Linked DNA regions of Homo sapiens: region 2 is linked to region 1. Evidence: chromatin loops called from intact Hi-C (ENCODE). Cell type or tissue: dorsolateral prefrontal cortex. All regions are shown on one strand. Each heading gives the region's core, and the rest is flanking DNA. Links, peaks and the distances in the headings are about the cores only.

Region 1 (16,258 bases), core at 4,767-12,766:
TGGTTTCAAGTTAATCAGTGAAAGTGAAACACTTGCTGAGGCCATAATAACTGCCATTCCTAAGGGCTGACAGGTCATGCCATTTTCCAATGTCTTGCTGAAAAAAATAATTTGTGTAGGCTACCACTGAGTAGCCATACTGGCTTGCCTTGTTCCTGCCTTCCTTCTGATTTGGGGCACTGCAGTGGGAGCTGACATGCTGAGCTACTCAGCTGTCTCAGCCTCATGGCCAGGCCTCACTCAAAACAGTGTCCGAGGAAAATGACAACATCCCTTTGGGGAACTGAGCTAGACCTCATATAGTATTTGCATTCATGGAACAGCGTTTTCTTGTACTTACAGAACACTTTGTTCTATTTAACAGCATACATAGTTGTATCTGATTTTATTGCCATTGCCTTTGAAGGCACACATTCATTGTGCTATGGTTTGGTAATGTTCTTCTATTCAAATTGATTTGTAACAAAGAATGGGTTTACTTGGACTCTCTGCATCTAGTGTTGGTTCATGTCGCAATTACCTGCAGGCAGCAACTGTTTATTGATGAGGATTTTACCATAGTTTTATGTGATTACATGTTAGTTTAGCTTTCCCTTCTAAATCACCACTTAGTTTATAGTTCAATATTATCGATCCAAGTGCTACCAGAGAGCAATTCTATTGATGGCATGTTACGTGTTTGGAAGGCAGTCTAACTTTCAACCCACACTCTCTTTTGGAGAGAATGTTGCTTCAACTAACAATATTGAGGCTCTTGCTTAAATATTCATCTCACACATTAGAGTAATTGGCATTAAATAAACTTCATATCTGAATATTTTCATTAAGAACTGGAGAGTTGGTGGTCCACTCTAAAGTGTCCATATAGAAGTTGGCTAACTTTTTCTGTAGATGGCCAGATAGTAAATATTTAGATTTAAAAGCCATATAGCCCTGTCACAACTACTCCATTGTGCTCTTGTAGCACAAAACAGCCATAGACAATGTCTAAACTTATTGGTAAGGCTGAGTTCCAATACAACTTTATTTACTAAAACAAGTGGTAGGACAGATTTTGCCCAATGGCCATAGTTTGCTAATCCCTGTTCTAGGACCCTAAGAGAGGTACATTTGTAGAAATTATGTTTGGAAAGCAGACTAGCTACCCAGAATTCCAAACAATAGGCACATGGAAGTTTGGAAAACTCTTCATTTAAAGCATTTTTTAGTTCTAGATGCTGGTAATGCAATGCTGAACAAGACCAACATGGTTTCTCTCCTTATAAGATTTGCATTAACATTTGTGAATGCATAAAGACTTAAGTGAGTTCAAGTAATGCCAAATGCAATAAATAAAATTAAACAGAGTAAAGTAAATGCCTGGATGTGGGAGGAAGTATAACTTTAGATAAAACTGCCCTGGAAGCTTTTCTGAGAAAATGATATTTGAATTTTGGACATTTGATACTTGAATGATGAGAAGGATCTAGTCTTGGAAGGGTTTGGGAAAGAGCATTCTGTGCAGAGACATTGACAAAGGTGAAGGGCTTATGGAAGATACATACTTGGTGTGTTTGAGGAATAGGAAGACACCAGTACGGTTGAGAAGGGAAAGGGACTGTTATCTCTATCTTGAACTGTCCCCATTAAACTGATCTATAATCAGAATTTTAAGTGAGTTAAATTCTCTTTCTGATTTACAATCATCCTTTCTTTTGTTCTTAGTCACTTGTGGAGGCAAATTCGCAGGTTATCTGCAGCCTTTCATGTCAAAATGTAAATGTTTATAAATTCCAACTCACCATTATTAAACTGGAAGCAAGCCAGTGTTTCAGTTGAGGGACAGTTAAATCACACTGTTTGAACCATATTTGAAGAAATGATGACACCAGTGTATTAGTGGTAAGACTTGTGGGGTTAAGGATCCATAGGTCTAGTCATTTGAGCTATAGAGAGGATTTCACCATAGTCAATGGTCTTCAATTGCTAAATCGGGTAAAATAGCTCAACTATTAGTTTCACTATGGATGTCTAGAAGCCCAAAACTCATCAGTTAATTGAATACTGTAGACTGGGGGAAAAAATTATTTTATCCAATCCCAAAAGAATCAACTCAAGTTTATTTTACAGAAAAATATTGCATCTAGTCCTATATTGTAATTTTCTGAAGGTTTTTAAAATAAAATTATTTTAAATCCTTTGTTGCTAATGGTTGTAAAAACACTAATCCAAAGAGAATTGCCAGTATCTAAATAAAACACCCTGAGTTAATTTGACTCAAAAAATCAAGTCCTTTGCCTCAGTTAAGTAGAATGTGAGAAAATGGTTCTAACAGAATCAAGTTCAGCTCAGGGAAGTTAATTAGAGTGTCTTGCCTTAAAAGACAAGGTAGTTTTCTAGGCAATGGTATTTGATAACAATGTTTCACATGAATGCAACAAAATTCTGTGCTCTGTTAAGAATTGCCGAAAGAGAGGAAAACTCTGTGAGAGAGTAACCTGTTACAGTTTCAGATAGCCAGAGGGGGAAATCAGTCTGAATTCATAAAATAGTATATCATGGATTTTTTAAAAAATAAAATTGCTTCGAAATACATACAATAACTCGCCCAAGATGTGTATGGGTGCGTGTGTGTGTTATCTCCATCCCAATAAATGCTATTGGGAATATATAAGGCTGACATTATCATTTTAGTTGATTAAAATAAAATATCTAAGTTACTCGTAGCATGCTTAAAATATTTTTATAAGTAAGGTAAATAGGCTTGACAAACTGGTGATATCTTAATTTGCTTCTCATATCCATTTTTATGGATATGATAAAGGTACTTGTCAGCCTAGATTTTGTTACAAATTCTCAATTTATGTTTGATTCTGAATAAAATTTTATTAAAGATGTCTAAATGCAGCATCTCTGCTAACATAGGATTTCCAAAATTTTAATTTGTCAGGAAAATGAAGAGTAAGAGATTACATTGTGTAACATAGGGCATTTTTTTCCTGCCTCGTCTTAGCACAAGATATTACAGGGGTTTTTACTCTTTTTTTAAATTTTAAATCAGGATTAGTATACTCATTTTTTTCTTGGTGTTTCCTATTTGTAACTGATATAATGCCACAGGCCTGGGAGCTTTAAAGAAAATTATTTAATAATAAAATAGTATTTAGGAGCTCTTTTTTTTTTCATTTTCTGAGAAGATATAATGCATTCCTTTAAGCATTTTGAATCTCTTCTCTAGTTGGCAGCAGCAAATATTGTAAGGGAATATTTTTGAAATATGAATCTTAATCACATCTTCTGCCATATCCACAAGAGTTTCCATTTTATATGCCACATTCAACTTCATTCATCTGACAACAATGGAAAAATGTTACTTTAGACATCAATGGAAGTTTTACTGAGTATCATCAAATGCTTAGCAAATATTTAAAATATTTCACATATTCTTACGATCAGAAATTACACATTGAAGAATACTTCTTGATTTGGGAACTTTAATAAAAAGAAGTGAGAAATAGATCTTGGTCTGACATGGAAGGTGGAGCAAGCTGATGACTTTACTAAGTGACTTGCTACATTCTTATAGAACAAGGTAGTGGGAGTATTTTTCACTAAACTATTTATGGGACCAAGGTCACGTAACTTACTCTTGTAGCCTAAGCTGGTGATAAGGCTTGGACTTTTAATTTCCAAATTATAGCATGCAGGTATTAGAAAACTGATGACGCAAGCCACGATTCTCACTGAAAAAGAATAGAACAATATCACACCTGTAACCCCAGCACTTTGGGAGGTGGATCACGAGGTCAGGAGTTCAAGACCAGCCTGGCCAAGATGGTGAAACCCCGTCTCTACTAAAAATACAAAAATTAGCCGGGCGTGGTTGTAGGCGCCTGTAATCCCAGCTACTTGGGATACTGAGGCAGAGAATTGCTTGAACCCAGGAGGCGGACGTTGCAGTGAGCCAAGATTGTGCCACTACACTCCAGCCTGGGTGACAGAGGGAGACTCCATGTCAAAAAAAAAAAAAAAAAAAAAAAAAAACAACAACAGAACAATAGCACTTTCACTCATTTGCAATTTTAGCAGAGTTTTCATGGGTGAATATCAACATCTGTTGCTCCATTTCCTGAAAAGTCCTGTGGGTTGGAATGCCAGTGCTGTCCCAATTCACTTTGTCTTTTGCTTTAGTAATAGCAAAAATCAATGTAATTACCATCACTATTCACAGTTTTTTTTAATAAATAGTGGGACCCTCATTTAAGTCGATAAAATTGTTCTGTCTCATTCTTTGCCTTTGTTCAGGATCACATATGAAATTCTTTTCTGCAAGATGGTTTTCTACCTCCATTGACCTTGAAATGAAAAATTCTTTCAAAATAAATATTTTACAAAATTATTTCTAAGTCGAAAAAGACTTAGTGTCTTGGTGTACAAGAGTGGGGTAATACCAGCATGTTTCTCAGTGGGGAGTGGGGTAAAAGAGGAGGACAAAAAGGTTAATTAATGCATAAAAGTGCCTAGATCAAAGGCAGGCACCACTGTAAGCAAAAGACATCTCCTTGAATATTTCCTACTAACTTTCAAAAACGAATGGAACTCAGCTGTGGTTTAAATAATAATAATGCAAGAGACAAATTCAAGAGCTTTGTCTCTTGAATCAAAAATGGTTGTCAAGTTTTCTGGTTGCATATACTTAAACCTGCCAAAGGTAATGATGGCTACTTCAAGAAGTCTGCCTAAGATGTTGATACAATCAACGACTCTGTTTAGTTGTTCTTGCCAAGAAAGAAAGAAATAATTCCAGATTCCAGGTGTTACTACTTAGCTGGATGTTTTACTTTATAAGGAGGCAGCAATTCATGAGAAACAGCTGTAATTACACAGCATTCAGGTATTTCATAATTAAACTAACAGCTGATTTTAAGGTGGCACATGGCATGAGATTTTGCAACTAGGCTAAGTAAGCATGAAAGTGTAGCTTAGTTCTCTTGCTGTCGGCTTTGGACAAATCCTCTCTGTGCCTTGGTGTACAAGAGTAGGCCAATACCAGCATGTTTCTCAGTGGGGAGTGGGGTAAAGGAGGAGGACAAGAGGGTTAATTAATGCATAAAAGTGCCTAGATCAAAGGCAGGCACCATTGTAAGCAAAAGACATCTCCTTGAATATTTCCTGCTAACTGTCAAAAACAAATGGAACTCAGCTGTGGTTTAAATAATAATAATGCCAAATACTGGAATCATAGAAAACTGAGTATTCTTATCGGTATCCCTGTGACTCAGTGATTTTGGTTCCTTAGAGAACTCATCTTGTTATGTAGGACTGAAGAGGAGCTTGGATGTCAGTTGGATAACATTGATCCTGTTGAAGCTGTACCAGGCACTGTGTAAAATACAAAAGTTGTAGAGTCATCTGCAGGTCTGGTATACATGGAATTTACAATCTAAGTTTCACGCATAAAACATCTTTCCGGGGAAGACATAAGCTATTGCCCTTGAAGATTTGTAACCTAGGGGTTGGAGATAGACTCCATGAGGCTGAGGCTCCTCTATTCCCCATGCTTCAGGAGAGTTGCTCAAGTTAGTCATGGCTGTGCCTTTGCTTGTCTCTCCCAAGTTCTATTTCTATTGCTTGGTAAGTAAAACAGCTTATTTTCAGGGTTCTTTAACAAATTCTGTAATTAGTACTCTAAAGTGTTCAGTGATCCTGACTGTGTTACTTTTCACTATTGCTTAAGATCTCATGTCTTTTGAGTGACCTCTTCCTTCAGGAACCCTTAGAGCCTTGGTTTTGTGAGCCCATAAATGCCAGGAAGCCTCCAAGATTTCTAGCTTTGTGAAGTTTACAGACCATTCATTTCCGCAGTCTCCTGTTGTCATCTCTAGGGGAATTGCAGTGTGTCCATCCACCCTTGAGGCATGGCAAGGTGAACATCCCTTGGACTGAAGACTGAATGCTTGGTTTTGTTCCCATACTTAATCTGAGAGATTCAAATAATTCTTTACTTTGCTGCTTTCCTAAGACTATTTTAATAAGAAAAGCATCAAAAGAACTTGGTCAAGATGGGGAATCTTGGGTCAGGAAAATTTGGAGACTTACTTGAAGAGAATATTTGAAAAAGATTCAAAGATTTTGAACTATCAGGGTAGAGGGAAATTGTTTCTGGTGGTTAAAATGGTAGGAAGTGGCTTTCAAATCTGAAAAAATCTAAATGTTTTTAAGGTGTTCCAGGCACTGTGGTTAACAATTTATATTCCTTTTCTTATTTAGTCCTCCCAACAACCCTGCCAAAGAGGTATTATTATTCCCCTTTGAAGTGAGGAATCTTAGTGCATTCAAAAACATTCATCTACTATTTATTGAGCACCCATATTTCTAAGTGCTGATAATGTAGTTGTGAACAAGACAGCTTATATTTTAGAGGAGACAGGTCATTAGCAACTCAACAAATAAGTAGCATAATTTTCCTAGGAAAATATGTTGTGCAGAAGGTAAGGCTAGGTTACAGGTCATGCCAATTGAAGGTGGGAACACAGTAGGTGGGTTTGCAGGACAGAAAGAATGTATGTATGGCTGGTGAGTGAACAAGGGAGGGGTGGTGGTGGGAAAAGATGCAAGGATCAGGCAGGGTCTTGCTGGCCAAGGTAAGGAGTTTGCATCTTATTCTAGGAGCGACAGGAAGCTTGAGGAAACATTTATAAATAAATGAGTGATGTGATTCCGTTATGTATTGCAAAGTTTCCTCCGGCAGCTGAGAGGTTGAATAATTTGTTCAAGGTGAGGTGGGCACAAAGAAGAAAGATGGAGGGGGATAAATGACTCACTTGGCACCTGGGTCCCTCTGCCTTGAAATCCCTTTCCTGAATACTGGTCTATTTTACTTGACTACTAGTATTAAGAGATTGGAAAGAAAGAATGCAAGTAATGGTCAGAGAGGCAAACCGACTTAAAAAGCTGAAGCAAAAAGTTGCATTATTTTAGGAAAATGAAGCAGGTTCATTCGTGCTAACTCCTGGGAAGCTGGCCTTTGAGTGGCTGGCTTGCGTGGCCCTTGCAGTGTTACCTGGCAACTAAGGTAACCAGGTGAGGAGGCTCCTTTTTAAACATACCACTGAGAACAAAGCTTCGTTTTTGGATACTCAGGTACAAGGAGGACTGATATGTTTGGGTCTCCTGAACTGTGTTCCTGAATTTCCTCTGCCTTCTTGCTAATAACCTGAATTGTGCAGATACTGCTGCGGCTACCAGCACACACCAGTGTTGAAAGCAGCAAGCTTTGGAAGGTTAAGGAGCAAGTTGTGCATGAAACACTTGACCCTGCCCTGCTAAATAAAGAACCGACATACAGCCTACAGTGGGAAGAAAAGAGAGAGAGGATGCTCCTTGAGAATTTTTTTTTGTGTTGCAGACTCTTCCCCTCCCCTTCCTCCTCCCAACCCACCCCCAGTCCATCTGTGATGCCTGAATTCTTTACAGGCTGTCTTGCTAAAGACATCCTAGCCTTAATCACCTTCTCTGTATTGTGTATCACTCCTGTATCTATCTACTTATGTCAGTTGTTTACCAGTTCCCTTCAGCTGTCTGCTTTTTATCATATTATTGATCAGTCAGTCTTGGGCGTCTTAGGTTGGAGGGGAGAGAGAGAGAACCGGCAAAGGGAAGCAGGAGTAGAGAATAGCGGTGGCGGACAATCAGTTAAGATGGTTCCAAAAATAGCTCAGCTCTGCTGATGACAGCTCTGCTTGCAGCCACCCCGTATGGGATTTACGCACTTCACTAAGATTCTCTGCTGAAACGGATTCGACCAGCTGCTCCTGCAGTTGGTGGTGGCTGGTGGCGGCGGTGGCAGCAGTGGGCTGGTTACATCTTCAGAGAAGGAATTGGAAGCGATAGGTTTGGGGCAAGGCAGGCTCCCACACAGGGACATGAGATTTATTATCAGAGGCTATTAGGACTCAGGTTGTGGGGCATCTGTGTTCTTTGTACACTATGCTCTGGGCACTTGGCATCCAGTTTCTTTTTGTCCCTATCTCTTTTGAATGAGATGAGGGAGTAAGTGATGAGAAATTGTTATATTTCTCACCCACTGTGTCTATTTTGTTGCTATTGCTCTAGTTTATTATATACATAGGCTTTTTTTCCCTACTGCACTTTCTGTTGGGAGACTCAGCTATGTACAGGTCCCAACTTTATAATTCTTTGGTCTTATCCAAGACTTTCATTTGTCAAAGAAACTCTGCAAAGTGGCTGGGTCTAAAAATGTAATATAAGTAAGTACAACATTGATAGAGGGCCCCTGTCCCTCAAAGACTCTAAGTCTATGCTATGTAGAAAATGCAGTGTTTCTTATCTAGTAAGGTGATCCTCTCTTAGAAAAAGAAATGATCTTGCACAGGCTCTCAGGCTTTTGTAATCAAGACTCCTTCCAGCCACAACACCTCTAATTACAGGGTTTTTGGCATCCTGATTGTCCCCCAATGTACTATGTGTAGGGGCACTGTGGGGGTGCCCTATAATTTGTCAAGCTTATTATCTTGCTCTGGCACACAGAATACACTGAATCAATTTTTAAGGTCTCTTTCAAAATGTGTCTACGTCATCTAAAACCCATAAATATTAAAATCATATGCACTAGAAACAGTTAAGATGTTTAAATTTTCCAGAACACAGAGACTTAGGAAACAGGCAAGACACAACATGAAAGCAAAAAAGGAAAGAGAATGTTACTTATTCTATTATCTGCCATGATGGGGAAAGGGGAGACAGAAAAACAACTTTCTCCTTATAAATCCCAGCTTTTGCTGCTGCCTTTACTATAAATATTGTTATTCAAAAGGTTTTCACCTCCTTCTTGGGAGGCTATTCAGTGAAGTATAAGATATAAAGAGCAATTTTATTGCCTAAATGAGAAGCTGGCCAAAGTGTAGTTTCCTCAGCTCCATGCTCAGAACATCTGATTCAGTAGGTTGAGTTGGGACTGATATACATTTTCATAAGCATGTGCAGTAATTCTGATGTAGCTCGTCTGTGGACCACAACTCAGGAACCCTAGTCTTTTAAATGTATATTTTTTTAATAACATGGTGCTCTAATTTGGAGCCCTCAGAAAGAAAGGAAAATAAAACAGCATAACCTGTGTCCTCCATGATAGTTTAGTGGGCTCTAGTATTAGTTTATTTCATGACATGTAATTGTTATTTTCATTTAATTTGCTGCACAATTACTTTTATGTATAATCCATGTTGAGATGTGAATAGGACAATTTACTTTATTTAAATACTTTCAGCATTGGCATACCTGAGGAGATAATAGACTATGAGTAGGGAAGACATGGGCTGATGTTCTACAGTGTTCCAGGGTCAGCCATTTTCTTGCTGCAAGCCGGAGAAGATCCACACTTCCTTCTATTCTATTGAGCCTTAGAGTGGCCACAAGGAGTATCAGTTGCTCCCTCCTTTGAAGGCTGGAGTCTGTGAAGGCAGTGTTCAAGTTCACTTGTTAACCCACATCGCCACCTACTGTCCACCCCCCATCCTTAATTAAGAAACTTTTGCCTGGGAGTTGGGCGGAGATTAGTGTGAGAGGCTACAGTATGAATGAAAAGTGAGATTGTGAATGCACCTCTATCGAGCCCTATTCAGAATGCTTGATTTGCAATAGTTTATTAAGAATTACAGCATTACTATCCTTAAATCTAAAGTCTCTCTCTCTTTCAGTCCAGAAGCAAATTACTTTTGGGTTAGAAATAGCAGCCAAGTTCCTGTTAAAATGAAAACAAACCTCTCTCCACCTTGTGTCTAAGGCCCTCTTTGTTGGCTTTAAAATGTTTATTGATTTGGGGATTTAATGTTGGATCCAACTGTGAATAGTGGCCACTTTGGGCCTGGTGAGTGATCCTGGAATTTGTCAAACAAGTTTATGGAAGGAAACCTGAAAATGCTTCACCCTAGTCCTTTGCCTCTTTATTTTTGTGGGTTTTTTTTTTTTCTCTTTGAGAATGTTTTCTATTTGAGTGGAGAATGCTCTCATATGGTACTTTTCTCTGATCCTTTTGGAAAGAGCAAGTGTCCTTTGAGAAATACTTGTTCTTGGTTGTTCCCTGCTCCCCACCCCCATGCCTGTCCCTGCCACTTCTAGAGCAGGTGGAAGTCGCCTGTGGGTTCTTCTGGTCTCAGGCTTTGACTGTTCCCCTCCACAAATTTGTTCTTAATTCGATTTTGTATTGAAGCACATCAGTTATTTGGGCTTCCATCTTTAGTGAAAAGCCACCTTTGCGTGTTGTTATGCCACATTACAGTGTTCCAGAAAACATATTGGTGTAGATGCAAAATCTTGCCTTCATAATTTTTAGCCTTATGTTGGATTAGAGAGCATATTTTCAAGTTGATCTCTTGGAACCTCAGCATGAATCTATATTAGAAGCCCAGAGAATGCTAAACAGAGTTTTCACTGAGCCATATTAGATAACAAATTATTTTACCTATAAATGAGATATTAATTATATAGATTAGATTTTTGTTATTAGATTATCAGCTATGGAGTGATCACCAAGGAGGATAAAATAGAAATAGTATAATCTTCTTTGCCCCCCTTTAACTCTACTATCTGTGGAATATACTGAACTTTTTACAACCAAGTCTTTAATGCTCTTTACTTTCCCTAGCAAATGTTCTTCCATTTAAAAAGTCTTTAAAATACTTCTTTATTTTAGCAGTGCTTCAGAAAATCTATCTTAGACCATTCTATGCTTTTAAATCTATGATAAGATTAATTAAGTAGGCTAACAACCTCACTTAAAAATATTACCTCGTTCTTGTAACATTAATTTCTACAGATTTTTTTATTGTGTAGAAGTAGATACATAGATATTCCTAGTAACTATAGTATAATATAAAATTAAAATCCTATGTGTTGAATCATTATGTTAATAATAGCTGCCATTTCTGGAGCACTGTGTCTTCCAGGCCTCTGGTAAACACTGTTGCATACATTATTTGTCTTAGTTCTCAAAATAATCTTGAGAGGTTTGTACTATTCTTTCCATCTTACAGATGCAGAAGTTGAGGCACATGAAGAGAATTCTTAGGATCCTAAATTTTCATAAATGCCTTCAGGGGAATTTGACAATCAATCTCCATTAGGATCACATTCTAGTAGTTTTGGCCAAGGAGAGTAAAGGAAAAGCTTGTCTTTCTTGCCTAGAAGTTTAAAGGTCAAATCCTCTCTCTAGCCATATTGCAATTCTGGGGACAGTTCCTATTGATTGGGCACTTCCATCTAATATGCTGTTCAACTGAGATTCTTTCTGGCCAAGAGCTGTGCAGGGGTAGGTGGCCTCAGAGAAGGAGCTGCTGGAAGGGAGAAAAAGGTGGCTTTGTCCAAAAGAGATGAAGCTCATAGGCATGCTGTGCTTCATACCCTCTACTAGCCTTGCTCATTTAGGTTATTTGCTGAAAACTATGCCTGTCTCAGGGAGAATAGTGGGTGCTGGAGATCCGTTGGTGAGTGGATGCTTTCTCTTCCCTCATATAGCTTAATTGTTAGTGCTAGAGACAGATACTAAAATAAATGTACTGGTGCAAAGTTAACAACTTGACTTCATAAGAGCCATAAGGGGAAATTTTAAATTGTGTGAAAATATATGACTAGAAGAGCTGCTCTATTCTGGGATGGCCATGGAGCATCACGAAAGGCTTTGCTGAGCACATTTGTGCTGGACTTAGAATGATGGCTAGGAGTTACTAGGCTAAGAAAGAGGGATGTGCCAAAGATCTTTAAGGAACTTAACATGAATGTGGCTGAGGAAAAGTGAGGGATGAGCTTAGAGAGTGTGGAAAGGGTCAGATAATGGAGGACACAGTCAGTCGTGATAAGGATTTTGCTTTTTTATCTTAAAAGCAATGGAGCTCATGTACTTTCCTCTTGATCTGCCCAAGTACTTCAGTCTTCTTTTCCCCTTTTATGCTTTTCATCTGTCCAAGCTCTTCAGCTGAGCTTTCCTCACTGATGACAGCACTATCTGGAGTGAAGGAGGTGCAGATCCTGAGATGGACTGCACACCCCTTGGGGCTGGATGGACAGACTACTCTTCGAGTGAGATAAGGGATGCAAGTGTAAAGGGCGAGTATGTTGCCTCACTCAATCACATGTTCACCACCCTCTCTGCCAACCTTTCTGCCTCCTGCTACACCCTGCCTAAGCCATGCTGACCAACCTTGTCACTCTGGCCTCACTGGAGCAAGAAAGTCTTAGAATGCTGGAGGGTTCCACAAGAATAAAAAGAGCCCACCACATCTGCATGCATAAACACTACACAGCTAGCTCTTGCTTATTTCTGAGTCCAGCAAATATTATTTGAGTGTTTTTACACATCACTGATCCAATAAGGAAAACTTGTATAAAGACTAATGTTTTTATGCTTCCTTTATAGAACATGAACACATTTGAGGTTTTGTTACTTATTCTGGAGCATTAATGCAAGATCCAAGAATATCAGCTTTAAGATTTGTTTTTCTATTCTCAGAATAGGTTTGAAACAGAGAGCAAAATACCTACCTGTATGCCTTCTTTAGTGACAGTTGTTTCTAAAATATCTGTCTTTCTTCTGAGAGAACTATTTGAGTAGTGAGAATTAAGTAGGAATGGACATAAAGAGATTATCATGAAGATGGTTTTATGATCATCACTGTCATTGCCATTGTCAAAGAGGCATTTATTAAATGCCAGATTTGATTTTAGCATTGTTTTAAGTTCTGTTACCTGAAGAGAATTCAAAATCACAGTCTTTGTCCTATGGGAATTTCAATCTATCAGGCAGCCTTGATTTAGAAACATTTGAAGAGGACATAAAGGTAACAAGAATGAAAAGAGATTGGATCAATATATAAAAACTGAAAGCATTTATATTACTTAGAAGTTAAAAGTCAAAACAAATCTAGAATACTGTTGGGATAGTCAGAATAGGTTAGGCTGTGTTGTGGTAACAAGCCAACCCCATACCTCAGGAGCTAGCAGAATGGAGTTTATTTCTCACTTCATACTTCATGCTCATCACAGGTTGGCAAGAGTATGCTTTGTGTCATCATTGTTAAGGGACCTAGACTGAGGGAGCCTTTACTATCCAGAATGTTGCTCGTCACCCTGGAAGCAGGAAGGAAATCAGGTGAATTCTGACTGGCTTTGAAAGGTTTCTATCCAGAAGTGACACTTTACTTTCACATTCGCTCCATTAGCCCAGGCAAGCCACACGGTAATGCATCACTCGAAGAGAATTAGTAAAACAGTAAAGAAACACTTCTGATCAAATTTAGTAATTATTCTAGCCACAGTAATCAGTCAATCTAATTAGATGATAATACTATTAGTACTTATCAGCAACAAAACATGTGCTAGGTATCAAATGCTTTGTTAAGCAATTCACACACATTACTACATTTAATCTTTACTGACTTATGAGGTGGGTTCTATCATTATCTCTATTTTCCACATGATGAAATTAAAACTGGGAGTCTTTAAGCAACATGCCTCAGGCCACACAGCTGGTATTTTGTAGAGCTACAATTAAAACCCACTTACTCCTAATTTAAGAGTCTGAGTGTTTTTTCAAGATTCCTATCATGTCACAGAAGTCCACTGACTTGTTTTGATCGAGCTGAGAAGAACAGACTAGAGTCACTTCTGACCTGGCCACTTAGAATTATTAAGAAGTGTCTCTGCTTTGCTAGAAATCTGTCTTTGGCTTTGTTGGTATTTAGAACCAGATGGATGATGATGATGATTATTATTATTATTGTAAACCGTCTTCCACTTGTTTTCTATTTCCTTTCTTTAAGGGTGTTAGTGAATAATTCTTTCTTTCACCCGGGTTCCTGGAGCTCCTTAAGAATTAACTTCCCAGGCTCTTTCATGTTTTTCTGGCACCATCTTGGATGATGAGGGCTTAGAACATTTTGTGACTATGCCCACTGTCTGGAAAGGCTTGTAGGTGAAGGATTCTTTAAGAAAACTCAGATACTTTTCTCAAATTCACTTATGATGATGTTTTCCCAAATCATTTTTTATCAATTCTATTTTTGGTTTCTCTCACTTATGAATTGTTTCTGTCTCCTTCATTTTGGAACATTTTTCTAGTTCATTGTTTTTTTGTTTTTTCACTCTCCCTCCAGTGTCTAGCAAAAGCCTAACACACATTACTTGGATATTCATATCTTAAAAATGAAAGAATAAATTAGTAAAGTGGTGGATTCAGAATTCTAGTTGTTTTTCAGCTCCTCTGCCTTGATTACCTCTCACCAAGATTTTAACGAAGAGTGCTATGTTAACAACTGAGCCACTTACTTTCTCCATTATTATATAATTTTAATAAGTTTGGTAGCATGTTTTCTCACCTGTAAAATGAGAATAATGATAGCACCCATCTTTCAGGGTTAGAATGAGGATTTGATAATTTCATGCTGCAAAGTACTTACGATACTGCCTGACACACAGAAAGTACTACCATAACAGCAACAACCTCTTTATCCTTTGCCTTGGGAATCAAATATTTTCTACAGATTTCACTTTTCAGGTTTTCTTTGTACACTGAATTGTACCTAAAATTTCTTGTGCCTCCTATAAGAGTTCATCCCGAGGAGATTGGTTGCATTATTACCATATATTTAGATATTTATTTCCTTTAATCTGGTCATTTATTATCAGGCAAAATTCACCCCCAATATTTCACATAGGTTCTTTTCTATTTTCCCGAAGTGTTGGCAGGTCTGAGAAATAAAGGGAAAGAGTACAAAAGAGAGAAATTTTAAAGCTGGGTGTCCGGGGGAGACATCACATATCGGCAGGTTCCGTGATGCCCCCAAGCCACAAAACCAGCAAGTTTTTATTAGTGATTTCCAAAAGGGGAGGGAGTGTACGAATAGGGTGTGGGTCACAGAGATCACATGCTTCACAAGGTAATAAGATATCACAAGGTAAATGGAGGCAGGGCGAGATCACAGGACCACAGGACTGGGGCAAAATTAAAATTGCTAATGAAGTTTCAGGCACGCATTGTCATTGATAACATCTTATCAGGAGACAGGGTTTGAGAGCAGACAACCAGTCTGACTAAAATTTATTAGGTGGGAATTTCCTCATCCTAATAAGCCTGGGAGCACCACAGGAGATTGGGGCTTATTTCATCCCACAGCTGTGACCATAAAAGACAGCCGCCCCCAAAGTGACCATTTCAGAGGCCTACCCTCAGGGATGCATTCTCTTTCTCAGGGATGTTGCTTGCTGAGAAAAACAATTCAGAGATACTTCTCCCACTTGCTTTTGAAAGAAGAGAAATGTGGCTCTGTTTTGCCTGGCTCACTGGCAGTCAGAGTTTAAGGTTATCTCTCTTGTTCCCTGAACATTGCTGTTATCCTGTTCTTTTTTCAAGGTGCCCAGATTTCATATTGTTCAAACACACATGCTCTACAAACAATTTGTGCAGTTAGTGCAATCATCACAGGGTCCTGAGGCGACATACATCCTCCTCAGCTTATGAAGATGATGGGAATAAGAGATTAAAGTAAAGACAAGCATAGGAAATCACAAGGGTATTGATTGGGGAAGTGATAAGCGTCCATGAAATCTTCACAATTTATGTTCAGAGATTGCAGTAAAGACAAGTGTAAGAAATTATAAAAGTATTAATTTGGGGAACTAATAAATGTCCATGAAATCTTCACAATCCACATTCTTCTGCCATGGCTTCAGCTGGTCCCTCCATTCGGGGTCCCTGCCTTCCTGCAACAATTTATCATCTGTTTGGGTTATTGTCCCAGGGAATCATATTTTGGTAAGACACGTATTCTTTTTAGCTTAAATACTTGTTATTATAATACAATAGGCTTAATGACTTTGGCTCCATGTATAGCAATGTTTTCATTTGTTGATTTGTTCTTTTATTCAACACATATTTATTGAGAAAAAGAAAAATAATTACAGAGACTCTTAGAGCTAGAAAGAATCTTAAAATCTTTTAGGCGAAATTCACCCTCACTTGTACAGACGTAATACTAAGCATGCAAAAAGATCAGTGGCAGAATTTGCTTCTTCAGTGTCAAAGTAGATTCAATGAGAGCAGCAAAGGAAGGAACATTTCACTTCTTTTCATCTTTTCCTTGGGTAATTCCATTTCCCTCAATAAAGAAGGGAGGTTCTTCCATGAAATTAGGAGTTTCTGCTCCTGTAGGTTTGCTTTAGTATTAGTTGAAACATTTTGAATCAAATATGAAGAACAGTAATTCATATA
Region 2 (16,258 bases), core at 5,080-13,079, 220 kb before region 1:
GTTTGGTTTAGTACCTGCCAGCGTGTTGTTGACAAACACCATATACTCTCTGTTGCAAAGCCAAAACATGACCTTTTCCACAAATGGAGTAAGCGTTTATTGGGGAATAAAAAAGTATGATGATTGTTTTTAAGTAACGTATAAACCTAAGTGTCTCAATAGAAATTGTGAGAAATATTTATTTACTGCGAGAGAAACATTTTCCTTAAGCTTTCATTGTTTTAGGTAGTCTTCGTTTTCCTGTTCCCCATCCTCCTAGGTTGAATTCCCTGATTCTGGCTGGCATGCTCATAATTTCTATGATCACAGCCCCATTGTCTGTTGGAGCTGAGGGCATTGTAAGTTTTTGTAAGCAGCCTTTGATAAGTTTTAGAGGTGTAGAGAAAGAGCTCTGTCTCCTCCCTGGGAGAATACTCCTTTCCCTACACCTCAGAGGACCAAATCATGTCTTTATTAATATGAAGCATTCATTCCAGTGGCATATTTTATTCATTACAAGAGGATCAGTAGTTTGAGCAATCAGAGATGAATTCTAATATATGGAATCCTTTCCCGCTGAGCTTCCATGAAAGCATTTGATCCTTTTTGGCCTGCCCCCTTTGAGCTGGCTCCTTTATTAATCCTAAAGGACCAAGGTGTAAGAACTCAGGCAGGACAACTGTCTCTTTAGGCAAACCCAGGCTTTGATCCGCTTCCCTGACACAGTGATCTCACCTCCTTTGGCTCAGTCCTCTCCTTCGTCATTGGCCCAGCTATGAGTCTGGAAGTCCCCACAGTGCCTTCTTTGGGTCAATACTATTATCGTGCACCTGCTATTTGCCTGGTGCTGTGCTAGAGACTCAGGATACAGATGTGTAGAGGGAAGAGTGTTTATTCTTGTGACCTTATCATGGAGAGCTTTCAGATGAGATTTATTCCTACCAAATTTATTATTTGAGTGAAACTGAACAGTTCCATTCTGATAAGTAAGGGAAGAACCAGGCATACTATGTTGCTATTCTCCACGATCTGTGTTAAGGTTTCTGTGGATGTGTGTGTGTGTCTACTTAAAGAAATGGCAGTCTATCCCTCTTACATCCTCAGATATTCACAGAGCCCCTCAGTGACATTTTTTGGCCTAGGCTTTTTAACATTCTAGAGTAGAAGAGTTGACTGGTAGGAACATTTCTAAGTGCTCTTTTGCACCATAAAGCAAGAGGAGTGTAGCTGTTAGGGGAACTTGAGAAGTTGGTTAGTGTGTAAGTGATGTGAGAAAATTCTAAGTTTTCCAGTTTAAAAATGGAGACAGGAGGGAAATGGCCCTTTGTTAAGAAAATAATGTTAAGGTATTAAGAAAACAATATTAAGGTATAAAGAAAACCAGAGACATGAAACAGAAGTTGGACTCTGAGAGTCTTGGCGGAGATGGTGGTAGTTTTAGCCTGCATAGGTCTGGGATAGGAGTCACTTGCTGTCCACTGGCATCAGAGGACACAACGGAGTCTTTGATGTGGGTCTGAAATGTTACAACTTCCCACCCCCACTTAAGGATGCTTGGATGGAGAATAAGAGATGTCAGTTGTGTTCTGAAAACCCTAACCTAGATATACCTTCAGCCAAAAGAGAGACATGCTACCATGGTTATCATCCAAAGCCACTCTGTAGAATATAGCCCAAACATCACTGTGTATTAAAACATTTCTCTTTACTGTTTTCACATAAATAGATTAATTTATACAGATTTGTATTTATTTACATATTTGTGTATATGCTGCACTAAATCCTCACTAGTGGGACATTGTTTAGGAATCCTGGTACAGGGTGTAGTACCAACAAGGAAAACCTTCTTATTAAGCTCAGTGTCACTTGATCCATTATATTTAATGCCAGGAAGGGTATATATACAGATTTAGAAATTACCTTATTTCTTTGTCGACTGAGATGGGTAATCTACTCAATAACCATTTAATGACAATGCACAATGTTCCAGGATGCAGAATTGAATAGCCTAGCCTGGGTCGCTCCCCTCTGAGAAGATTACAGTGTAATATGATAATTATTACCATAGTGCTACCCCTGGGGCAGAGGACACTCAGAGAAGGGGTATCTGATTTAGACATGGGGATCACTACAGCTGCCTGGAGGAGAGGAAGCTTAAACTGTGTTGGGAAGTGTGAGTAGGACACAGATTGGTAAGGTGGGGGTGGAGAGGTATTCCAGAAAAAGGGCTGGGCATAGGGAGGCTTGTAGCAATCTACAATATTTGGGAAGCTATGGGTGGGTTAATACTACGGGCATTAAGTATGCTTTGGGAGGGAGTGAATGGGGATAGGATTCAGGGCACAGCTGGGCCAGGTCACGAAGTAAATAAGATCAGAAAGACTTTGAATAGCTCAGTCAGGATGGAGATTCATCTTGAAACTAATAGCTGGAGACCTTGATTGACTTGAGAAGGAAGAGAATCATGTGATCCTATTTACACGTGGAAAGATCATGCTAGCTGTCATTTGGAGGAGGAAGTAGTTAAGGGCAGGGTAGAGATAGGCAGATATCATGAGATAACCTCCATGAAAAAAAAAAGGGTGAGGTGGCACAGGTGAAAGTAAACTTAGGAAAGTAAAGCCAGGATTCTAATGAAAGATGTTATTAATTAAACTTACTGTTTAGGAGGATGATGGAGAAACCCAGGTCCTGGCAAAAACGGTCACACTACTTTAAAGTTTGGGACTAAGAAGGAAATGAATAGGATATCATGAAAGTAGGCTCTGTGATTTTCTTAGTTTGTAGGGAGATGGTAGAACTTAGTGGTTAAGCACTTGAGCTTTGAGCTCTGAAAGATGTGAGTGGATTCCTGGCCTGATCTCATACTAGCTGCATGACCTTGGTTGACCTTCAGCATTCTCATCTGTTGAATGGGGTAATAATAATATATGACTCCAGGAGTTCTTGTGAGAATTTAATCAGAAAGTACATGTTAAATACTTTTTGGCACCTAGTAAGTGTTCAATAAATTACCACTTTGCTTATTTTTATAATTGGTAATTAAAAGCCAGCAAAAGTATGCTTGTAGTGGAAAAGGCACTACAGGCACAAGTACTAATGGGGCTTGGGCTGCCAGGAAAATACCCTGTGATCTCCTTCTGATACCTGGCACACAATTTTCAGGGATCTTGGAAAACGTTTACCTCATATGCAAGTCCATGCATGGTACCAGCAAACAGGGATCCTTGAAGAAGTGAATTCACAGCTGTCTTTACCTTCTACTATGTAACAGAATGTGAGATAGAGAGAAGGAGAGGGAGGAGAGAGGGAGGGAGAGAGAGAGAGAGAGAGGAGAGAGAGAAAGAAAGTGACAAATTAGATTATGGAATGGAAAGTTACATTTGGGAAGGTGAAGAGTTTTGTCAAGTATCTTAGCCTTTCTTAGCCTCATTTTAAAATGATGTTGGACTAAGTCCAGCTGCAAACTGACAGCCCATGCAACTAGCACGTGGAAATATTTTAAAAAGCTGAGCCAACGTTTAAAAATTGGAAATTTGTCAATTGAGGTAGCTTCTTCCATAATAAGTTCATTTTTATTATTTATTCAAAGCTAAATAATTTTATTCAAAAATAGATTTCTGGATTCTGTTGAAAAATCCTAAGATCTGGCCAACCAGGCTCCTGCTCTTCCAAGGGCGTAAGCATTGCTGCCCCTTTTGGGCAAAGAATCAGGTTTCTAGGTCCTCAAGGCTCATCACTTGGGGTGTGTGCTGGTCTCTCATGCCAGGTCCCCTTCTCTTATTTGCAAACTGTCTCTGTTTGATATTAAAATTTGTAATGGGGAAACACTCACTGGTTTCTAAAACCCTATGTAGATTTAAGTAGTTGATGATTCTGTGAAAAAACCAAATACCTTCTAGAGAAAACATACAGGTTGGGCAGAGCCCAGGTATTGATGTCCTTGATGAAACTGGTTTTTGTATTCTGAATGTTGGAGATTGAGAGATCCAAAGCCATTCTCTAAGGTTGACACCAAGGTGCAGGTGAAACCATGGGGGGCAGGTGTGGGGAGAAAGGGAAGGAGTTGAAGGAAGAAATCTACAATTACTCGGAACTCCACATCCACTCAGCTGCTGTAGAATATGAGTTGAGAGGAAATGCAGAGGAGAATCTGCTGCATAGGACCACTGGAATATAGATTGTGTTTTGGAAATGACTGATTTATCAGGTGGAAGCAGAGAATGATAAGCCAGCTCCATGCTGTTCTCTCCTTTGTCATGTTCCCCTGCCCCTGGCCCTTGGCCTTCCTCTCACTTCCCTCCCTGACACCCCAACTCCATGCAGCATTTGCTCCCCCTCCACCCAACTCCTCCTTGCTTTCCTGGCAGGTTCACCAAGAAACAACCGGGCCTCCATGGCAACGTGAAGACAGCTGAAAAATGGCAGCTAAATGCAGCTGCCCCTCATTTAATATCGACTCTGGCACTGACAGAACAGATAATGGGCAATAACACACCATTATGTTGTGGGAAAATGAAATGCTTCAGCAGAAGGCTGTCATGCTGGGGGGATTTATTTGTTACTGTACCAGCACCAGTTTCTATTTACTTCCCTTCCGTTCTTTTTGTTCCCTCATTTCCATGCCAGTTTCTCCCTCCTCCTGGTTTCTCTCCCATTCCTCCCTTCTATAGCTTCTCTTTTTTGTACTTCCTTTCCCTCCTCTTTTTTTTTTTTCCTTCTCTCTGAATCACTTATGGATATACCAGAAAGCATACATATATAATGCAATTATTTGCATGATGACTTACAAGTTCCAAAGCACATTCAAATACATTGCTTTTTCATTTGGAGGGTGAGGCAACCCTATGAAGACAGGTAGGGCCTAGACACTGATGTTTATTTTGCAGATTTTTAAAGGGGCTCAGAGAAGTTGAACCCAAGATCAGGCAAGTAAGTGTCAGCAGCTGCATTGCAAGTCAGATTTTCTAGCCCCTAGACAGGACTCTTTCCTTTCTACGACATGAAAAACTTCAGAGTCACCAATTTCTACCCACTTTACTAGCACCCTATCTTCTTACTGAATAATCTGCAGGTGCAGAGAAAGTCTTCTAGGCTTTGAGACTTCAGAAGGTCTTTAGATCTTTACTTATATTGCCAGTCACTTACAGATTCTTCCAGACAAGTGCCTTTGAATTGTTGATAAGATTGGTTTATTTTTGTTTTCATTTTTACTCTTTAAACCCAAGACGTCTATCTGCTCATTACCTCCTATTGCATCATTATATAATCATGAAATCTTGGTATGCAGAAGGGCGTGGTGTGCTCTTTGACTTGAAAGTGGGGGCATTTTGGTGGCCAACAGCTTTCTGTTTTGCAAAAGACCGTGGTACATTGAGGTCCAGAGGACATCACTGATGGACTTGGCATGAGGAAAACCCTTCTCTAAGTTGTTGCTGTAGTTTAAACTTGCTTTCTTACATCCTGTTGGTTGGATTGTCATAGCACCCTCATCTTCTGTTGAAATATCATTTAGTAGACTCTAAATTCTGGAAAGATCTGAGATCAAGTTTCTTAGTTCTTTGGGTCTTGAAAGGATTACAAATGGAGTGAGAATGGCTATTGCAAACATGTTTTCATTTCTAGTTATGGCTGGTGAGGGAAGAACTAAATGTCAAAAAATATATGTGTACATCTGTAGAAGGTACAGTATGAGTAATGAATATAGTGGTTTTCAATCATATGAAAGAATGATTTATATTGATAAAGAGATCAATGTTTGTACTTCCCAGCAAATATTTTTTAACCTGGGATCTCTGAGCCCCTTGAAAACATGTGCAAAATTTTGTATGGATAAGGCAATGCAGTGCAGTGTTTCAACCCACTGATGTTGAACATACTGACCAGGATTTTGGCTCTGCCACTTGCCAGATTTGTAGCTTTAGAAAAATTACTTACACTCTTCAGGGCTTAGATTTTTGAACTAGTCTGGTACTCAGTTGAGATTTGCTATTCTGTATTGTTTCTTTTCTGTCTGTAATGCTTTGTTCTCATTCCTGCATACTGAAACTCTTCCTGCAGGTTTTTCTCTCTGGCAGCCATCCCCAGTTTTAGCTGTGGAAACTCAAGTAGGCCTCTAACAAAATGTTCTGTGGTGGTGAGAAAGCTAAGGAAAACCAGCTGCTAAAATTACAGCAAGTCTCTGGTTGCTGTTGCTTGGTTTCTTTCCCTGTATAGTTATTTCCCGTGCATGGTTCCTCAAAGTGAAATGAACCTTAGTGTCATATCACATAATCATGGAATGTTAGAACTGGCAGGAACCAGAGATGATTCCATTTCTGTGGTCTGCCAGTTCAAATCCTTGCTGTGTAGAAAGCAAGTCCTTGACCAAAGGCCTGCCTTGCCAATCAGCCTCCTTGCTATTAATATATTGTCCCTCTGACTCCTTTAACTTGTTTAATTGCGCTAAGTTCTTAAGTGGATTTACTGCCATTCCTTATCCAGATCTGAGGCTGTATGATATAAAGATAACTAGTGTTTGTTTAGTATTTATGCCATTTTAGTAGTTATATTTTATTCTTAAAAAGTAAAAGTGACTGGTTCAGGAAATAAGTACTCTCAGGATTGAGACATATTTTTACATGTTTCATTATTTTGATAAATTTTAAAATTAGATTTTGTATTAAGAAGACTGTTCAGAAATTATCCCCATTATCTCATTTTTATTCATTATTCAAAGAAATGTAAGAAAATAATAAGCCCTTTATCTAGCTATTGGAATTTTGGAACTTCCGAGGCAACTGTGAATCTCAAGTTAGCCAGAGAAAAGGGGGCACAGAGTCTTTAAGCAAGAGGAGAAAACTGTCTCACAACCATAGTTTTTTTTTTTTTTTTTTTTTTTTTCCCTTGGAAAGGAATAGAGCTAGCCAGAGGACTTAGGGTCTAGTTTCCATACCAGGTGGGAGGGTTAGAGACAGCAAGTGAAATTGGTGGAGAACTTTGGAAGTTGTCAAATCTTCATTGAGTGAGAAAAATAAAGCCGGGACAGAAGTACCCCAAGGAAGACCACAGAAGGAAATCCTAACAGAACATACATAGCTCAGGAGACCAGAATCTTTTAGGTCAAAAGCAACAACCTCAAGAGAACTTAAGAAAACCAAGTGCATTCTTAAACCAGAAAAGTACACTCAGAAATCACGGAGAACTCAAGCAAAGGACTTTCAGGCACCAACCTCTCTTACAAGCTCTATTATAGCACCAGTGAAATAATTGATATTCATGAAGATCATACAATTTTAGACTCTTTGGGTTGGTTGTAGCTTAGAGATTATCTAGTTCAGGGCTGCTCAAGGTGTTTCCTGCACATCAGTGCCGTCCAAGAGCTGTTTGTTACTAATCCATAAGGATATAAATATGGAAACTGAGAGTAAGCATTTAAGCACTTTTGTAGTAATTCCATGTGTGGGAACACACAGGTGAGGGAGAGTGGACTGGTCTCATTCAAGAGGGTGTCAAACAGTTCAGCATTTTAAAACTTACTTGGTGAGTCATATGTGGCATGAGCTGGTAGTTCTTCACAGTAGGGCATGTATTGATCTGAAAGGATGGAAAAATCTAAAAAACAAAATAAAACAAAATTGGCTGTTTACTAAAAAGATCTTGTGAAGCCCCAATCTAGTGAAAAAGCCTACTTTTACATATGAAAAGATAGATGATTTATCCAAGAAAATATAAAAAGATGATGGCAGAACCCAGAATATGGGATTAATAACATTTTATTAATTAAGCAAATTATGCCCAACATACTCTGCTTCTTAAAATAGGCAAAGCATGCAACACATTGTAGAATTAAAAAAAAAAAAAGACAAACATTTGAGACCTGTGGGCTCTTAAAGGTTGAATCATTCCTCCATGGACTTCACATTTCAAATAAGATTTTGCTATATATACACATACAACTGTATCACCCCACAGAAAACATATTTTGCACTTGAAGTTTGTTGATCTCTTGGGGCATTATTTTGTTTCTGGGAATTCTTAAAGAATATAAGGCTATGCTGGATGGCAATTTTCTGGGTCAATTGTGCCCAAGGCACTCCCTACAGCAAATTAGGTAATGAAACAACTCTTGTGGGCCCTTATGATGCAATTTAGGGCACTATAGTGGTAATAGACTAGCTGGGGGCTCAGCAGCTAGTGGAACTCTAGGGACCTCAAAGCATGACTAAGCCTTCTTCAGTGCCCAGTTTTCTGCCGTGGGATGGTGTTAGGCCCGGGAAGAACAGAGCCTAAATGCACCCCTCTACCCACTTCCACCGGGATCTTGACGAAGGTAGGGATGCTCCTCGTATTTCCATGGTTAGATTAGGCTAATTGTCCCTTACAAGTTGAGGTTTTGAAACAACTGGAAGTGGATAGAATCACAATGGTCATATTACCATGATAATAACAATATCTTACATGTATACCATTGAACTTTTATCTCATTAGGTCCTCACTATAGTCTCACTATAGGCCAAGCAGCTACTTTTAGCTGCTTTGTAATAAGTAAGCCAAATAAAGGCTCAAAGATTGAACAGATTTATTGATTTTACCCCTCAGTTAAAACTAAGATCCAGGGCCGGGCGCGGTGGCTCACGCCTATAATCCCAGCACTTTGGGAGGCCGAGGTGGGTGGATCACGAGTTCAGGAGATCGAAACCATCCTAGCTAACACGGTGAAACCCCATCTCTACTGAAAATACAAAAAAAAAAAAAAAAATTAGTCTGTTGTGGTGGCGGGTGCCTGTAGTCCCAGCTACTTGGGAGGCTGAGGCAGGAGAATGGCGTGAACCCGGGAGGTGGAGCTTGCAGTGAGCTGAGATCGCACCACTGCACTTCAGCCTGGGCGACAGTGTGAGACTCCATCTCAAAAACAACAACAACAACAATAACCAAAAAAACTAAGATCCAGGATGGGTACAGTGGCTCAGGCCTGTGATCCCAGCACTTTGGGAGGCCAAAGTGGGAGGATTGCTTGAGGCCAGGAGTTTAGGACCAGCCTGGACAACATGGTGAGACACAGTCTCTACCCCCAAAAAAAACAAAACAATTAGTTGGATGTGGGCATAGTGGCATATGCCTGTAGTCCTAACTACTCAGGAGACTGAGGTGGGAGACTAAGGCAGGAGGATCACTGGAGACCAGGAGTTTAAGGCTGAAGTAAGCTATGATTAAATCACTATACTCCAGCCTGGGTGACAAAGCAAGATCATCTCCAAACAAAACAAAACAAATCAACAAAACCCTCAGATTCATCCCCATGTCTCCATCTCTACTGTCACTATCCAAGTCCGTGCCGCCATCACTCATCACCTGCATAACTGCAGAAGCCTACCAATAGTCTCCCTGACTCACTCAGCTCCTCCAGTGGATTATTTACATAGCAGCCAGAGTGATCTTTTTAAAGTATAAATCATACCCTGTCTCTCTAAGCTTAAAACCCTTTAATGGTTTCCATTTTTCTTAGGATAAAGTCCAAACTTCTTGGCAAGGTTTGCAAAGCCCAGCAGGTAGCACTTGGCCACCTCTGCAACTTCCTCTTACACTGCTCTCTTGTTACTCTTGGTGCATTTGCCCCATTAGCCTTCAAATTCATCAAGCTCTTTTCTGCTCTCCCTCCCCTCCCAAAGGCTAACTCGTACTCATTTGCAGGTTTCCGTTTAAACCCTGCTTCTTCAAGAGCTTCCTTAATTCTTCATCTAAATTAGCTCCTTCTACTTTCTCTTTCCTCTTATTCCACCCTGATCTTGTCTCCACGGAGTTTTTAGCACGATTCAAAGTTACGTCCATCTGTAGGCTTTTCTTTGTTTGAGGGCCGTCTCCCTCACTACAATGCAAGATTGATGAGGACAAGCCCTATGCAGCTTTGTTCACCAGTGAATATTCACACATAGCTCTCTGCTTCAGAGTTCTCTTGCTATAAATATGTGATAAATAAAAAATGAGGGAATGATAGGCCCAAGAGGGCACAGATGGGCAAGGGTGATGTGAGATAATGCACTCTGCTTCTGAAATAATTCCTAATTACCTTTGGTTTTGTTCTTAAAACACAACTGGAGTTCTTAGAAGAAATATGCAATCTGGCATATAGTAAGGGCTCAATAAATGTTTGAATACATGAATTAATATGTAATGAAAGAATGAATGCCATCGTTACAAATTAGCTGAGTTCTCCATGTGTTTGTAATATTAGGATATTACTGTCCCCAAGTTGCATTATCGACTTCCTGGCTTTCAGTGGGCCCAGTGTCCCCACATGCCTGCTCACCCCCCACTGCACTAACCTAAATAATCTCTGATTATTTTCTTTTTCTCTTGCTACTACCAAATTCTGTTCTGAGTGAGGAAGCAGCTTGGTTAAAAAACAAAAGCCCTGATATGTATATATATTTTTTTTCCTGAAGAATACCATCAGGATGAAGGCTATGATTAATACACATAATTGCTACAAATGGCAGCTAACTGCAGAAAACCACCTCCCAGCTGTTGGAGGAAGGAAATTGCTGACAGCCACTCCCCATTGGGTGGCTACCAAAAGAGAGGAGCTCACAGGAGCAGGAGAGAATACACATCTCCATCCCACGTGACCCATAGAGATGACCCATAGGGCTCTGTCTTACATGTGAGCTTTGCCATAAAATGGTAGTGTTAAGAGTTTTTAGGGCTGGGGTTTACAGCCAGGCTTTCCATGGCTGGGGCTGGTTTTATAGGACATGCTGTCCTGCAGAATGAACATTTAGAATCCCTGTGGCCCAGTTGGTATTACTGCAAAACCCAGGTTGAATCCCTTCAGGAGGAGACAGATGATTCTTGGCTGGTCAGATTTCTTCTCTCATCCTTTCCTTGTTCATTTGCCCTATTCTAATGGGATGGGGAATGCACAAACAAGGAAGAAGCTCTGGGTTGCTTCTTGGAGTCTGCTTTGTGACCTGAGCTCGACCCTTCACTTTCCTGGGCCTCAGTCTCTTCAGTCTATAATGTGAGGTGTTAGACTAGAAGATCACTGTTTCCTTAATTTTAAGCATCTGTGTTACAAAACATACGTACAAAGTATGTGTACATATCATATTAAAATGTATATAAAGTTATATCTATATCTGTCTATCTATCATCTATTCTCTAGTTTCTATTAGCTTGGTGCAAAAGTAATTGCGGTTTTTGCCATTGAAAGTAATGGCAAAAACCGCAATTACTTTTGCACCAACTTTGTATCAATTATCACCTATTTATCTTTCAACGATTATTCATCATCTATCCATCCACCTATCTATCTATTTATCAATCAATCATTCTTATGTATCTCCATACCCCCATCTTCTCTGTCTACTGTTTTACAGTTAGCACCCGAAAAGTTATTTGTACTTGTGTTAGTGTTAACATGTGTCTGGCTTAACTAGTCCCTTGTTCAGGTGCAGGAATTTATCAACATATAAATCAGAAGACAAAAAACTTCAAGCCTAACACACTTAATGCACATAAGCTTCTCCAGGCCACCACTTACAGAGTTGTGCTATACCTTTTTTTTTTTTTTTGATGTGGCAAAAACAAAACAACTCAGCAGCTAAACAGATGAAAAGCCAAGCTGTGGGCTAAGGTATGTATTTGATGAAGCTCTCTCTTCTCTAGATCTTTAGTGGGAAGAGTTTTGCCACTTGACACATATTTACCCCGCAAACCTACACTGGCAATGCTAAGGCAGTGAGCACAGAACACAGGCCTGAAGTGTGCTGGAAGTTAGCTGAAGGGCAATGTCAGCGCACCAGCTTTGAAATTACATGCAGCGCAGTCACCGTCCCTCTGGAAAACTGTGCATTCTGTGAATGCTGACTCTGGAAGTGCACACGCTGAGCATCAGGGCTGGAAAACAGCTGAGAGAGAATGTTCTCCCAGGAGAACAAACCTTAGCGAGCTTCCTCCATGTGTTCTGTACATCTGCATCATCTCATTTCATCTTCAAACAATCCATGAAGTAATGCAGTCTTCTTTATATGGTAGGAAAACTGAGGATCAGAAAAATTAACTGATTTTATTCAAGGATACCCTGTTAGTTGCAGCCACTGGTGGTAACATTTTTTAGTGCTTTGGTGCCAAAAAAGAAAAAAAGAAATTTTTGTGCTCCAAATAAAAGAGGACTTCTGTAGAAATTAAAATAAGGCATTATTAGAACTTTAGGAATTTTGCTTCTTTCTTTGTCCTCTGATTATTCCTGTGACTTTATGTATGACCCCTTAATGCAATGGCTGTGTTCTACCAGTTGATTTGGACATGTACATAGTTGACCTTCAAACCCATTACTGTTGCATCCGAGACTATCCCCTTGAGGAGTTCCATCAGGGAGGGAGGAGCATCGTCTAGAAGTCAGAAGTCTTTGCCTGCTGTTAGTATTCTCCACAGAGCTCCTCCTCTCCCTCAGTTGAGGGTCACAGGATGTTAGAGAAATCAAAAGCCACTGGACATCAGGGAAAGATTGAGGAGCCTGTTACCTGTCACCTTTTCATTTAGACGGCCTTGCTTCTAAAATTATATTCTGAATTTTCCATTTATTCTTGCTGCTATAGACTGAATGTTTTTCCCCCTCCCACACCCACTGTTCATATGTTGAAGCCCTAATCCCCAATGTGATGGTATTTGAGGTAGGTAGGGAGGTAATTAGGTTTAGATGAGGACATGGGGATAGAGCCCCCTTATGGGATAAGAAAATGATTATAAGAAGAGTGCTCGATATGGTTAAGCTTTGTGTCCCACCCGAATCTCATCTTGAATTGAGATTCCCATAATCCCCATAATCCCCATGTGTCAAGGGAGAGACCAGGTGGAGGTAATTGAATCATGGGGGTTGCTCCCTCATACTGCTCTTGTGATAGTGAGTGAGTTCTAATGAGATCTGATGGTTTTATAAGGGGCTCTTGCCCTCTTTGCTTGGCATTTCTCCTTCCTGGCGCCTTGCAAAGAGGGTGCCTTGCTTCCTCTTTGCCTTCCACCATGATTGTAAATTTCCTGAGGTTTCCCAAGCCATGCTGAAATGTGAGTCAATTAAACCTCTTTCCTTTATAAATTACCCAGCCTCAGGTAGTTCTTTACAGCAGTAGAAAAATGGACTAATATAATGCCCTTAGAACAAGAGGAAGAGACAAGAGTCTTCCCTTTTTCTCGGCCATGTGAGGACACAGGAAGAAGATGGCCATCTACAAATCAGAAAGAGGGCACTCACCAGGCACCGAATCTGCCAGCACTTTGATCTTGGACTTCCTAGCCTCCAGAACTGTGCAAAATAAATGTTGGCTGCTTAAGTCACCCAGTCTATGGTATTTTGTTACAGCAGCCCAAACTGGCTAAGATACTGTCTTGTAGGTGAAACAGGGCTAGGAGTTATTTTACAGGCATAAAGTTACCTGTTTTTACACTCTTGAGAATCAATTAGTGGGTTGGTATACTAATGGTAGGGTCTAAAAAAAGAAGAAAAACACCAAATGCATTTGAAGCGATTCCAACTTTGGGACACTTTTTATTATTTCAGACAAATGCAGATAGAATGTTTACTGAGGTGTCTCCCTGGCCCTTTATGTAATATTTGGATAGCGCAATCCTTAGCTGCATGCAGATAATGTGTTAGGCAGCTAGAAAAATAACCTGCTTGTACTGTTTCTGATTTATTCCCCCTCCTCCCTCACGTCTTTGTTCACAGTAAACACATCACTGCAGAGTAGCTAGCAAATGAATGCCTTTTTATCAGAGGTACATGCCCAGTTGGTGGCTACGACCACATAGAACAGCAGATATGGCCAAAGGGGGAATCACTGACAAAACAGGCAGACCCTCACCCAGAGTGGATGGTGTTTCTTGGCATCTGAGAATCAGAATATAGAGGAAGATGAAAGCACTGTCGTGTTTACGGTGCTGGAAATTATATTGAAACTCAAGTAAAATAATGATGCTGCTGCTGCTGATGATGATTTGTTGAGTGTTTACTATAGGCTCTGATCTGGCATGCTTTCCATGTATAATTTCATTTATACTTTACTACAACCTCAGGTGAGAGCTACAGTTATTATATTATTATACCTATTTTATAGGTGAGGAAACCGAGACATAGAGAGTTTAAATAACTTGCCCAGTGTCACATAGGTTAAGAACCAGGATCAAGATAAGAGCTTTCCTCAACTACCCAGGAAGGACCAAACAAGTTAAGAGTCTCCAGAATTTGAGAGGAGGAATTATGATTCTGGAAGTTCCAATCTTTCTCTCCAGCTTCAGAAGGATCAACCAATATTTTAAAGGAATGTTTAATCCTTGTGGTATGAGCTGTTGGGGTAAGAAAGAATATGGGCTGGGGTGAAGATTGAATATGAGCCAAGTTCAGTCTCATTACAGGACTAGGAAGACAGAGAAATACCAAGATCTAGAGCATTGAGGGATATTTTGATGAAGCTCTGTTGGCTCTTGCATGGTCCACATGAATGCAAAGCATTCATTTTTTTTCTAGATGAGAGGCACAAAGAAATAAGACAGCATTTTTCTTTTTTCAGTAAAATCCCTTTAGTTTTGACTGCACTAATTCTGTATTTTCCTAATTTAGTCATGTTAAGCTAAAATTTACCTTTATACCATGTAGGTTGAGAGGAGGATTTATAAAACAAAAAGAGAAAGTGGTCAGCCTATTCTATCGGATCAAATCAGTAAATTACTACCAATCTTCACTACTTCAGGACAATTATTTTATTCAAATAACAAATACACTAATTACAAATGAATGTCCATTTTTAAATCACTTGCAAGAGTCCCACACACATTTAACAGAGTGGTTTTCTTTTCTTTACCTTATGTTCTTGGAGATAATAAATCAACATTTCCCTCAGAAAGCATTTGTTAATTTTTTATTCAATCATACCAATCTTTTGCCCAATTAGGAGGCATTAGTGTAATTTTTTCCCATTAAATTGTACATAAGTACTGTCGTCCTTGTTTGAATAATTAACTTTCACCTAGATGCCCTATGTGTTTCGGTTGATGTATTTGCTCACTTGCATCTGCGGTTTGCTGTAGCTTTGAAACTACTGACACTTTCAAGCAAGATGGACTAATGTCTCTGAAATGAAGCTGGACATTTGGATTTGTGACAGTGAGCTTGACACTTATTACCTTACTAATAGGTAGTAAGCATATACCAAAATGATTTACATAGAGGGTATTAGTACCTATTAGTACCTTACTACCTATTAGTAAGGTAATATGTGTCAAAGATTTACATAGAGGGTATATGCTTACTACCTGTTAGTGCTAAGACATTGGTTCTGTCAGATGAGGATTTTCTGATTGGCAACTAAGGAAGTTATGTTCATAATTTAAAGTGAAGGGGTGGGATGGGATAGAGCTGGATCAATGCCCCATGGTACTACAGAGTGAGTGATAACTTGGAGAATATTGTCCCCCTGCTCCCCACCCAGCTGCCAGTTTGACTAGCCTTTCAAATAGCATTCACTTGTCCTCAATTCTCACCCAAGACAAAACACCCATGACTTGGAACAATAAAGCAAACATATTTCCAAAATGGCCATGGCAGAACAGTGAAAAGGTACTTTGGTATATCTCATGCCACATTTCACAGATCTTCTGTTCTGTGATGGTTTATGGAAGTGAAGTACTTTATTATGTAAAATTCATCCTGTTTTTTGTTTGTTTGTTTGTTTGTTTTGTTTTGTGATACTACAGATCCATTTCACTATAGCCAAAGGACATGCGTTTGGGGTCTGGGGATCCATCAGAGGATTCTTCTCTCTTCTTCTGGTCCCACAAAGCAATCGTGAGCTTTAGAAAGGAATCCTAGGAAAAGTGAATAGTCTTCCACTGACATCTGCTCTTTCTTATAGCTTACAATGAATACTGCCTCTTAAAGTGTCTTCTTAAAGTGGCACAAAGAGAGCACCTCTGTGAGTGCAGGGTGATTGGGCACGCAGTAGGAGAAGCACTCAGGGTTAGCAAGTGATTTTCCTGACACAAAACCATTTGTTGGCAAGATCTGTGGGAGAAACATTCTGGATTTTGTATTTCTTGACCTTTCCGTGCTTTCATTTGGTAAACTTTGCAAAGCAGAAGCTTTATCTTAAAAGTTGTTGTGGTTTTGTATTAAGCTCTTTTGAAGTAACTGATATGACTTATTTTGCTTTAAGACTTAAAGTGCAATTTTTAATAAGCTGGTACCATTTATTAATTACTTACTAATGATCCCAGCACAGTGCTTTCTGTATATTATGTCTCTTCG

What was found. Peaks named below come from ENCODE experiments on the same cell type or tissue, not always from the same donor. Only the 100,000 strongest peaks of a DNase experiment are listed, where the experiment ranks them.
Region 2: it touches region 1 in a loop (2.4-fold over the local background); 2 of 110 quality-filtered maps call a loop at or near these places.

Annotation. Positions count from the first base shown.
Region 1 is chr14:78,827,539-78,843,796 of GRCh38, forward strand. The region is part of intron 10 of NRXN3 (neurexin 3); the gene reads left to right. Among named protein-coding and RNA genes, the nearest start is that of NRXN3-AS2, 130 kb to the left of the region's middle. In dorsolateral prefrontal cortex, for the core only: CTCF peaks have their summits at 9,499 (motif pointing left) and 9,698; DNase peaks (open chromatin) are centred at 7,783 and 9,483; H3K4me3 peaks cover 510 bases; H3K27ac peaks cover 5,046 bases.
Region 2 is chr14:78,606,743-78,623,000 of GRCh38, forward strand. All of the region lies in intron 4 of NRXN3 (neurexin 3), which reads left to right. Among named protein-coding and RNA genes, the nearest start is that of NRXN3-AS2, 95 kb to the right of the region's middle. In dorsolateral prefrontal cortex, for the core only: no CTCF peak of the experiment used is centred there; no DNase peak of the experiment used is centred there; H3K27ac peaks cover 4,941 bases.